Linked DNA regions of Homo sapiens: region 1 is linked to region 2. The links are chromatin contacts, found by Hi-C or POLR2A ChIA-PET in ENCODE. All regions are on one chromosome and are shown on one strand. The core of a region is the stretch at or near the end of the contact, and the rest is flanking DNA. Distances in the headings are between cores, read along the strand shown. Region 1 holds the start of TUBA4B (tubulin alpha 4b). Region 2 overlaps NHEJ1 (non-homologous end joining factor 1).

Evidence for each region. A loop is a pair of places that touch in the nucleus more often than their neighbours do. ChIA-PET counts read pairs that join two places held with the same protein, here RNA polymerase II (POLR2A). Pooled maps may share reads with other maps.
Region 1: a pooled map shows a loop between it and region 2 (1.9-fold over the local background). The contact joins the promoter of TUBA4B here to the enhancer-like site in region 2. A Hi-C loop is called at or near these places in 1 of 50 pooled maps. POLR2A ChIA-PET finds 5 or more read pairs at or near these places in 7 of 52 experiments (GM10248, HEK293T, HepG2 and 4 more).

The regions. Positions count from the first base shown.
Region 1 is chr2:219,251,515-219,257,543 of GRCh38, forward strand. It overlaps TUBA4B (tubulin alpha 4b), which reads left to right and starts at 1,729. Exons shown (of 4, transcript NM_001355221.1): 1 at 1,729-1,905. The coding sequence starts at 1,894. It overlaps TUBA4A (tubulin alpha 4a), which reads right to left and starts at 2,404. Exons shown (of 4, transcript NM_006000.3): 1 at 2,342-2,404; 2 at 494-716; 3 at 51-199. The coding sequence starts at 2,344. RefSeq lists enhancers at 1,787-1,866, 1,897-1,956, 3,387-3,456 and a silencer at 2,367-2,736.
Region 2 is chr2:219,117,379-219,122,897 of GRCh38, forward strand. The region is part of intron 5 of NHEJ1 (non-homologous end joining factor 1); the gene reads right to left. Among named protein-coding and RNA genes, the nearest start is that of NHEJ1, 41 kb to the right of the region's middle. Within about 2 kb of position 1,318, at least 3 of the 41 ENCODE cell types and tissues checked have a DNase peak (open chromatin) inside an H3K27ac peak, as active enhancers do.

The DNA.
Region 1 (6,029 bases), core at 479-2,978, 130 kb after region 2:
ACCATTAGCACAGTCTCAAAAGTTCCCTCCCTCCCAAGACACACTCTCACCAGCTTGCGGATCCGATCCAGCACTGGGTCAATGATCTCCTTGCCAATGGTATAGTGACCACGGGCATAGTTGTTGGCAGCATCCTCTTTCCCAGTGATGAGCTGCTCTGGGTGGAAGAGCTGTCGGTATGGGCCATTTCGGATCTCATCTGGAAGGGCAAAAACCACAAAGCTATGCTCAGCAGGGACCTTCCTCCCCCAGGGTGGTAGCTGTGGCCAGATGCATGGAAGGACTCATCCTCCTGCCAGCCTGAGATACCAGAGTGTGAGAGAAACCCAGACCAGCTGCCCAGGCCAGTCTCAGATCAGCTTGCCTTCTGCAGCTTCAAGTACGGCTAGGAATTTTCAGGGCTAGGAATGCCTGGTCTAAATACCCTCTCTCTCCAGGGAGAAGCTTTGAGTCATGCTCCACCCCCTTCAATTTTGTCCCCACTTCCTCTCACCAATGACCGTAGGCTCCAGATCCACAAAAACTGCCCGGGGTACGTGTTTTCCAGCACCAGTTTCACAGAAGAAGGTGGTGAAGGAGTCGTCCCCTCCACCAATGGTCTTGTCACTGGGCATCTGCCCATCAGGCTGAATCCCATGTTCCAAGCAATAGAGCTCCCAGCAGGCATTGCCCATCTGGACACCTGCCTGCCCCACGTGGACTGAGATGCATTCACGCTGAGGGATAGAGAGAGGGGACACAGCATGAGCCCCACATCCACAAGTCCTCACCTTGCGAGTCTCTCTTCCACCCTATCATCTACCAGCTAGGATGACTCAGTTGGCAAGAGTGGAGGGTTGGGGCTGGGCAGAGGTGAGAAGAGAGTAGCAGCCTGCCCGGGCTCCCAGGTACAGGACTCCCCACCTGGAGGCACCCAGCAATGCAGGCCAACCTCTTAGCCCACTTCTCAGTGGGGAATCTGTCAAGTGAGCACTGTGGCTCCACATGACAAAAGGTTTCCTAGAGGTATGGGTTTACAGCTAGAGGCCCCCCCCCCACTTGATTAATTATTTGCTTTGAGTATGAACAGCTAGAATTCATAGAACCCTTTCCCTCTTTCTTTCCTGTAAGCTGCAGAGGTGTCTCAGCCATCCAATCTGGCATCAACTGACCACACGCCATCAGGATGCCCTCCTCCCTCACCTTTAAATCCCATCTGGCTCTGGGGATCAATCCCATCTGGCTCCTCTCCCCACCTCCACCCCCGCACCCTGGGTGTCTTCACCACTTTCATCTCCCGTGTCAGCCCGCACGGAAATAGCGGCGGTAATGCTTGTAAGCTCAGACAGCAGGGGCCAGCAATAAGGTTTGAGGGTACTGGGGCGCTCACTGCCTTAGGCTCCGTCCCTGTCAGCCCGAAATTAACCCCTAAAGCACTAAAGTCCGGCAGGGCCCGCGCGCTCTTCCCACACCGAAATGGCGGGGTGACGGTTTCCAAATACCCAGAAAGGAAGTGGAACCTGCGGTGAGGCCCCAGAGGTGACCCGCCTTGTCCCGGGCAGGATGGGCGCCATCCTGCAGCCCAGCCCTACATCCGCTCTCCCTCTGGAGTCTTTACAGTTATTTCCCAGCCCAAAGCGGGGATTGGGTTTCGGCCCCCGCTCCTGGGCTATAAATACCACCCCCTACATGCACCTCTCTCCCCTCCCCCCAACCTGGCCTCGGCCCGCGCAGTGCTCAGCGCCAGCTGTCTCTGCCCATCCGCGCACCCGGGCTTCGGCTGGAGAGGGCCAGCTCGCTTCAGGAGGCCGAACCCCGTTCCCACCAACCCTCTCAGCTCAGACGCGGGGTGCTGAGTCACGGGGGGGGGGTGGTTCTGTGGATAGTTGGAATGCATACACAGAGGAAAGGGGGATGCGGCACCAGGTAACCTGACCCCTTCCACCTTCTAGCGCCAAGCACGTGCTCGGTCAGTGCTGAGGACCAGGGACTGGGGATGTAAGAGGGCAGCCAAACCCGTCTTCTTTTGCCCGCGGAAAGGACGGGGCGCGGGCCCGCGTGACTCTCATACAGAGTCGGGACACAAATGCTCGTAAGGCAGGAGCAGAGTGCCAGGAAGGGTTCCTCTCTGTTACTGAAGAGTCGCACTCCACCCCAAGCCCCAACCCCAGCCACCGAAGGTGAACTATACGGCTCGGCCAAAGTCACCAGGAGGGGGTTGGGGAGGGAGGATGCAAAACCCTCGCACCTCCTGGAGACCCGGAACGCCCGGTGGAGGTCCCCGAGCATGCCTGGAAGAAGTGTCCCCCAAAGGAGAGGGGCAATTAGGGGACAGGCGCGACCCCGGCCGGGCCGCACTCACCATGGTGAGTCCGGGCGGTGCGTCTCACGTTGAGTCGGGGTGACAGGTCTCAGTGAGAACTGCGCTAGCTGCAGTGCCGCACCGCCCTTATAGGCGGGGGGGGGGCGGGGCCCGCGTTCCCCGCTCGCCCACTAGAGGCTGGGCGGCCCGCAGGCCACGCCTCCCGGGAGGGTAAGCGGCCCCCCCGAGGGGCGGAGCCTGGCCTGGTACCCTCCCCAAGCTGCGCGGGGGTCCCTCACCTGTCCCGCTGGGATTAAGAGTCGCGATTCGGGCTTTAACCATTCTTTCCTCGTTTTGAGCAGACACGCTGGGCTCCCGAGGGCCTCCGCGGAGATGCAGGGTGCTGTGGCAGGGCGAGTCTCACCTGCACCTGCGTCCTGGAGGCACCGGTCATCCAGGTGTTCTGACTTAGGTCGGGAGCAGGCGAGGCGGTCCTTCCCAAGCGGCCACAGCTGGCCTTCACCCCTGCCCTTCCAGCCCTGCCTCCCAGGAGACTCGGGCCGGCTGTGAGGCTGTGGCGCGTCCCCGGGGAGCCCTTGCCAGCTGCCTGACGCTTCCTGGTCCCCGGCCGGGGCGGCAGCCTTTCGCCGACGCCTGTGGGCGGCCGAGGACCCAGAACTGCACAGCCTGAGCCCCAGATTGCCAATGCCTTAGGCGCTCCCGCAGAGTCGAGCCCCGCAGCCTGTCTGCCGGGGCCGACCCCGGAATCTGCCGCGGCTCGCCGGCCGCCCGCGGGTCAGTGGCGCTGTCATCAGCGCAGTCACTATGATGCCCTCGCTGAGGGCACCTGCCCACTCCCCTGCTGCCAGAACTGCGGGAGCGCTGACCGGGGGACCTCAGGACCTGGATTCTCCTCCAGGCTACCCTGTGTGACCTTGAGCAAGTGACTTAACCTCACTGAGTCCTTGACATTTTCGTGGGTGAAAAGGAGACAGTGATGTCATAGTGGAAACATTGTTGTAAGCTATCAAAATGTCTGTTGCCTCTGAAGAGAAAAGAAGAAAATCGAGATTCTCATATCTTGGATGATTCTGACTCTTGGTCTCTTCTGTCTCTAACCCAAGAGCAGGATCTGCAACCCGCACCTTAATGGTCTCAGCACTCAGCCCCTGGTCTCCGCAGAAGCCCTTCTTTCTACATTTCATTCCGTTCTCTCCACCCCATCTTTTCAAGCTACTTCTGCTTTCTCTTTCTCTCTCTCTCTCTCTCTTTTGAGTCAGTGTCTTGCTGTGTCACCCAGGCTAGAGTGCAGTGGTGCAATCTCAGCTCATTGCAACCTCCATCTCCCGGCTCAAGGCCATCCTTCTACCTCATCCTTCCACCTCAGCCTCCTCAGTAGCTGAGACCACAGGCGTGCACCAACACCATGCCCAGCTTATTTTATTTATTTATCTATTTTTGAGATGGAGTTTCGCTCTTGTTGCCCAGGCTGGAGTGCAATGGCACGATTTCGGCTCACCTCAACACCTGCCTCGCGGGTTCTAGCGATTCTCCTGCCTCAGCCTCTGGAGTAGCTGGGATTACAGGCATGGATGCCTGGATGATTTTTGTATTTTTAGTAGAGACGGGGTTTCACCATGTTGGTCAGGCTGGTCTCCAACTCCTGACCTTAGATGATCCACCTGCTTCAGCCTCCCAAAGTGCTGGGATTACAGGTGTGAGCCCCCACACCCGGCCTTATTTTTTGTATTTTTAGTAGAGACAAGGTCTCGCCATATTGTCCAGATTTGTCTTGAACTCCTGAGCTCAAGCGATCCACCCGCCTCAACCTCCCAAAGTGCTGGGATTACAGGCCTGAGCAACCACCCCAGCCTGCCTTGCATTTTCTAATTGTCTCCCTTCACTGGGGAAAGTCATCTGGCAGTGCCCCAGGTGCTGCTGGTTTGCAGATCTTAAGAAACCTGTCTTCCTGGCTCTACATCACTTGGAAAGGATTCACCCCTCCCTCCCCCATCACCTGACAACACAACATAATACCATGAAAGAACTAGTGATGGCAACTCTCTATCAACAAAATAGGCAAGGCATGGAAAGGAATATAGTGAAATATGACAAGGTCTTTCTTCCCAGTAGACTTGCCATCTGATTGGGAGAACAAGACTCATTCATAAAAAGAAAACTGACAGGGGCGTATAATGAGGCTTCTTTGGGGAATAAGGTCATGGTCCCTACAAAGAAAGGAGCCGTGGTGACTATAGGACACATGGCAGTAGGTTGCAGACCCTCCCTGAACCTCTTTTTCCTTGTGCTCTCCTATCCTAGCAGAATGAACATAGTAAGAGACTTGAGCTATCTTAGGAAAAACTCTAAACCTCTTTGACCTTCAGGTGCAGATTCTTCATTTGTAAAACCGGGATAACAACTTCAGATTGTGAATATCAGATGAATTTAGAGATGTACATATTCACATCAAGGCACTGTGTAAGTAGCTGTGACATTTATTTTAGTGCATATAGCACATCATGCTATAGTTATTTGTGTACATGTCCATCTTAATATTATAGATAGCAAACTATTGGAGGTAAGGACTGTGTCTTATTCATCTTTGTTTCTAGCTCCTAGCATAGTGCTTAGCACACCTGGTAAGCATTTGCTAAGTGTGTGTCAGAAGAATTGTTTCACTTCAGAGATGGTAGGCAGAAGAATGCTACCCCATAAAGATGTCCACATCCTCATCTCCAGGACCTGTGACTGTTACCTTACATGGCAAAATACTTTGAAGATGTTATTAAGGTAAAGATCTTGAGATAGGGAGATGATCCTGGATTATCCCAGGTAGGCCCAGTGTAATTTCAAGGGTCCTTATAAGTGAAAGAAGGAGGCAGGAGGGTCAGAGTCAAAGAAGAGGTCAGACCTGGTGCAGTGCTCATGCCAGTAATCCCAACACTTTAGGAGGCTGAGGTGGGAGGATCACTTGAGGTCGGCAGTTTGAGACCAGCTTGGGCAACATAGTGAGACCCTGTCTCTACCAAAAAATAAAAATTATAAAATAAAGAAGAGGTCAAAAGTAAGTAGAGGTCAGAATGATGTGATTGTTGGCTTTGAAGAGGGATAGGGGCCATGAGTAAAAGAATATGGGCAGCCTCTAGAAGATGGAAAAGTCGAGGAATAGATTCTCCCCTAGAATTTCCAGAAGGAAGGCAACCTGGCCAACACCTTCATTTCAGTTCTGTAAGACCCATTTTGGCTTTTTTTTTTTTTTTTTTTTAAGATGGAGTCTCACTGTTGCCCAGGCTGGAGTACAGTGGCGCGATCTCGGCTCACTGCAAGCTCCACCTCCCGGGTTCAAGCAATTCTCCTGCCTCAGCCTCCCGAGTAGCTGGGACTACAGGCATGTCCCACCACTCCTGGCTAATTTTGTATTTTTAGTAGAGATGGGGTTTCACAGTGTTAGCCAGGATGGTCTCGATCTCCTGACCTCGTGATCCACCCACCTCAGCCTCCCAAAATGCTGGGACTACAGGTGTGAGCCACTGCGCCCAGCCTTTTTTTTTTTTTTTTTTTTTGAGGCAGGATCTTGGCCGGGCATGTAATTCCAGCACTTTGGGAGGCCGAGGCAGGTGGATCACGAGGTCAGAAGTTCAAGACCAGCCTGACCAACATAGTGAAACCCCGTCTCTACCAAAAATACAAAAAATTAGCCAGGTATGGTGGTGTGCACCTGTAATCCCAGCTACTCAGGAGGCTG
Region 2 (5,519 bases), core at 68-2,567:
CTCTAGGCAACAGTGAGCTACCTTCTTGCCTGGACTCACCTGGTCAGTAACAAAGAGATGCACACACAGATGCCAATTCTTCATGGGGCACAGCCAAGAATCCTGGTGCCCTGGGAGTTCCCAGGCTCAGAGAATCAGCCAGAATGTTGGGGAAACGCACAAGTAAACACAGGTGTCAGGTTCAGAGAACCATGTGGAAATGTGAAATTTTAAATAACAGAAAGAGACTAAACATTTTTCAAACCACGAACTCAGAATCAGATCTGTCGCCTTCTTATGGGCTCCAAAGGGAAGTGACATGGTGTAGTGGAAAGAGCATAGGCTTTCAATTCAGCTGACTGGGTCTGAAAGCTGGCTTCATCACTTATTTATTAGCTGTGCGACTTTGGACAACTCATATTTTCTGAATCTCAGTTTTACTCTGTATCATAGAAAAATACCAACTTGTAAAAAGGTTGTGAAGATTAACGATAAGATTTATAGCCAGGATGCCTGGCATACAATAGGTACAAAAAGTTGTAGCTATTACTGTTATTTGGGATGTTAGACATCCTAAAATGGGGGTGTGGTAAGGGTGGACAGGTCCTATTCCTTCTCCATGCAAATACAGCCTTTTTAATAGGTTTCCCCTTTATTCTATGCAGTTCCCTTTCTACACCAGATTCCACTGTTTGATCTCCTGGCTAGGGAAAGAGCCAAAGATAATTTCCTAGGGGAGTATTCTTTCCTACCCATTGCCATGAGGACCCCTGCCCCTTCATGACTTTGAACTCACATAACCTAGCTCTACTCCTGGCCCTTCTTACTAGGCCCACATTGGCTTCTTCAGCCTCAGTTTATAAAGGCTCTTCTTTCTCTTCAGACTCCTCAAGAGAACCTGCCAGCACCCAATGGATTTCATTCTTTTCACGAAATGTTGGGCTGCCCTACTACAACAGACCCTAAGCCAGAAGTGAGGGTTCATACCTTCCTGAACTAACATAGTGGAGAATGGACACTAAGGAATTCTCCAGTCTCTGGGGTCCAAAATGCTCTGCCAAGGAGACTGAGTGCTCCCCAGAGCTCCGTTATTCACTTGGGGGTAGGCAGTGGGAAGATGGAGGGGGAGGGACAGGGAGGGCAGGAAGAGAAGAGAGCCTTGATTCAGGGGGCCAGACTGAGTCTGCTACAGGCCAGGCTCCGCTGAGGTTTCTCGGGTGAAACACGCCTCTGTGATGGCTGTGTCTGTAAAGCGGATGGAAATGCCCATAAAGCCGTATCAAACCCTGTGCAGAGAAGGACAGGGATATATATAGAACCAGGAACCAAAGGGGCCACAGGGGATTCAGGCGGACAGCTCCGCCCAGCCCTTAAACCCGCCCCAGGGAAGGGGGAGGCCCAAGGAACAAGCTGAAGGAATGAAGGCTGGAGACAGCCCGGCGGGCTTATGAAGGGAGTGGGGAAATTAGGGGCGTCAGAGACAATGCTGGAAGAGAGCTAATGACTGAGCTGTGGGAATCAATGGCGGCTGGTGGGAGCTGGGGCCCGCTCCAGCACACAGACAGATGCTAAAGGGCAGACTCTGAGTTTCAGCAGATCCTGGGGGGACTTGAACCATCTGCTTTGGTGTCCCACAGTCTTGACAGTGCTCTGCTTCCTTCTCAGGACCAACAAACCTCTAACAAACCACTTTCCCTGTCTTCCTCTGCATCCCAACCAGTACCTGCAGTTTAAATTAGTCGAGGAGCCGATGTTCTCCATGCCTCACTCCCTTAACCCCACTCCCAGTCTCCCGGAGAAATAAGAGTTGGGGGCAAGTGAAAAAAAGAAACCTATCTGTAAAGAAGTGTCCTGAAGCAAGAAAAGTATTTCAAGATGGAAATCTGTCAAAAGACAGAAACAAATTCACAGAAAAGAAAAAGAGGCTCACAGAATGAGACAATAGTGTAGAAACTATGGCATCTGGTGGAATTGGCCCTAAAGGAGTCTTGCCAGGGACAGAAAGTGAACTGTCTTCCACTCTGGATTGCTGGGATCCCCCTCTCCCCATCAACCTTCCTGTCAAATCAAGACGTTAAGGGTAGAGATTCCAGTGATGGGGAGCTAGAAGACATTAAGCCCACAATAATTTCTTACCTGAGCAACAGCCAGGGTAACCAATCCCCCACTCCCCCATCCCTATTTCAGAAGAGAATCCCTCCCCCTCACAAACCTGAGTCCTCCCCGCCACCCTGCCCCTGGCCCAGCACAAGTAGGACAATGTTTTGGCGCCACCTGCTGTCCTTTCATGACAACTGAGTAGAACAGATCTTTGAATTGAGTGGACCTCAAGCTACCTTCCTTAATTCACCATAAATCCTAAAGGAATTTAATCTAAGAGAAGAGAAACCATAATTTCTATTAAAGAGAGTATTCCTGTGGAGCACACTGGAGAAATCCAGTGCTCCAATCTTCTCCTGTTTCCTTGGACCCTAACTAGCCAGAACATTCTCATAGGATTTTTATATCCAGTCCTACAGCTCTTTGTGACGTTCCTTCTCCAAGAGTCTGGCCGATTTGAGAAAGACAAATACTCAACAAACCCTTTCTCTACTTAATAGAGTCCACATATTTTGAAATTACTATATCACACTGTTTTGGCTTTCTTGGTTTGGCACAGAAATTCGAATTTAGCACCGAGAGGACATGATCTAGTGTTTGTCATCAAACACTAATGAACGCAGTATCACCCAAAAAGCAATGACTTAGATATATTATGCTGCTGTACCATTCCTATGGTCTTCACTCTGGGCAAACATTCTAATATGTAGTAAGTTCACTGAGCAGTCACTTCATCTCACAAAGATACTTTTTCATTCATTTAACAATTTCTACAGCCCCTATTATATGCCAGCCACAAACTGGAGGTACAGTGGTGAGTGAGTCACACAAGGTCCATACTCTCAGAAAGGCTACATTCTAGGATCATTTATCTGACTCAATAAGGTAGTGTAGCAATTTCTCATTCATCTTAAAGAAAATGTAAGTGAATAGCAAAGATCAAGACAAAAATATAAACAGGCTTTGGAAAAAGGCAAAATGAAGAAATATAAGAAGAAGGAATCAGAATAGGGGGCAATGAATGAGTATATAAAAAAGTGTTAATATTATTCTTTCTGGCTATGTTTTTTCCCTAAACCCCATTCCTGGACCTAACTCTAGGAACTGCATGCCAGTGTCCAAGGTCAGCTTCCTCAGACCTCAAGATTTACAGGTCTTTGTAGAAAGAATGAAGAAGAGGCGATATTTATTCAATACCTAGGATTGCTAGCTTAAATTATATGCAAGTATTTCCCCCAAATGTCAACTTGGGAAATATGTGGGGCTCCATCAAGTATACTGCCATTTGTAGAAGAGAGAAAAGTCTCTGATCGGCCCTAGTATGAGCCAATAAATCTAGGGAAATAGAGAGCCACCAAATCTTAGGGCTAGCCATGTCCTCTCCTAACCTCGTCCTCTAATTGTTCCAAGCAGGACTCTACTATACTGATCATTATGTAAAGAATCTTAAAGAAACAGCTCAGGTACAGTGGCTCATGCCTGTAATCCCAGCACTCTGGGAGGCTGAGGTGGGTGGATCACTTGAGGTCAGGAGTTCAAGACCAGCCTGACCAACATGGTGAAACCCCATGTCTACTAAAAATACAAAATTAGCCAGGCATGGTGGTGCATGCCGGTGCATGCCTATAATCCCAGCTACGTGGGAGGCTAAGGCACCAGAATCACTTGAACCCGGGAGGCTGAGGTTGCAGTGAGCCAAGAATGCGCCATTGCACTCCAGCCTGGGCAACAAGAGCAAAACTCTGTCTAAAAAAAAAAAAAAGAAATCTAGGAAAGGAGTTCCCAAAGCTTCCCTAGTAACATAATCTAGTCAGGTAAAAATTCTCTCTACTTCAACTACATCCTTATAATTCAAGTTTATCCCTTCTTGTACTATCTTGAGCAAAATGCAGGAAAGCTATTTACTATCCTATATGTGTTAATTTTCCATATTTAAAAGAATGAACTACCATTCAATCTACTCTCTGAATTAAATAATTCCATTGTCCTTGGATTTTTCTTATTTATCCTATGTCCACCTCTTTTATTATTGTTCTGATTTTTTCTATGGGCATTAAGGCCCCCGTGCATCTTTCACACGTGACATCAAAACCTCAAGAGCAGCTGGACACAGTGGCTCATACCTATAATCCTGGCACTTCGGAAGGCTGAGGCAGGTGGATCACTTAAGTCCAGGAGTTTGAGACCAGCCTGGGCAACATGGTGAAACCCCATCTCTACTAAAAATACAAAAAATCAGCTGGACATGCTCCTAGCTACTTGAGAGGTTGAGGTGGAAGGATCAGTTGAGCCTGGGAGGTCGAGGCTGCAGTGAGCCCTGATTGCACCACCACACTCCAGCCTGGGCAATAGACCCTATCTTAAAAAAAAAAAAAATTAAATTAATGAAAATTGTTTAAAAACCTGAAGAGCTCAACTAATGCTAAATACAATAGTAGGGTGGCTTGGGGTTTTCATGCTATTCTTTTAATTATAGTCTGGAATTATATTCATCTTTTTAAATACCCAAAATATACCAAGAACTATATCGCAACTGGGAGCTCTTACTAGTTAAATCTTTCAAGAAAAAAGGTGGGGCAATATCTCCCACCTAAGGAGTAGAAGACCACTTTATAAGCAAGAAGTTCTATTCAACAAGAGACTAGACCACAGGGGAACCATCTGACAGCAGGAGCAGCAGCCACGGCTGGTAAGTAGGGAGCCCAGGAGGGTATTTACAGCCTTGTGGAGGGTTATTCAAGAAGTCACAAAAATTTTACTTTACTTTCCTTAGATCCACGCACCTTTCAAGAGCTCCCTGGGGATCTTTCACTAATTTCCCCACCAGGGAATGACTTCCTCATCTGTCCTCACTGAGCACTTCATGTTTGTCTTTATTACAGCACTCTTACTTTGGTAAGATAAGTGTGTGTACACCTATCTATCTCATTTTCTGAGCCATATGCTTCTTGGGGGCAGGAATCATGTTAGTTATCTCTGTACCCTTGGCACAGTAAGTACTTAAATATGTTAGTTTCCTATCCCCCATAGTACTGGTACAAGAACCTAAACCCAGTGGTATTCAATAAATGCTGGATAAGGATGATAACATTAATAACAGCCATTCAGCACAACTCCACTAAGTTGTCAGACCAGTTTAGGATATTGGCATGAAAAATGCTTTTTCTCCTGGCCCAGACATTTACTCTTAAGATTTGCCTCCTCCTCAATAGACTCCAGGAAATAGGGTTAGTTTTAAGTTCTAGAAACTCTAATCATTCCTGTTTTCTCCAAACTAAGGGCCTGAAGGAAGACTGCAGATACCTCATGAATATTGATGAGCCTCTGCGGTCACATGAATATTAACAACACCCTGTGGCTTTCGGGAACAGCAGCCCAGCTAGAAGGTCTAATATTAACCTTGGCTAGGCCCAAAAAGTAGAAAGCGCATATGCCCATAC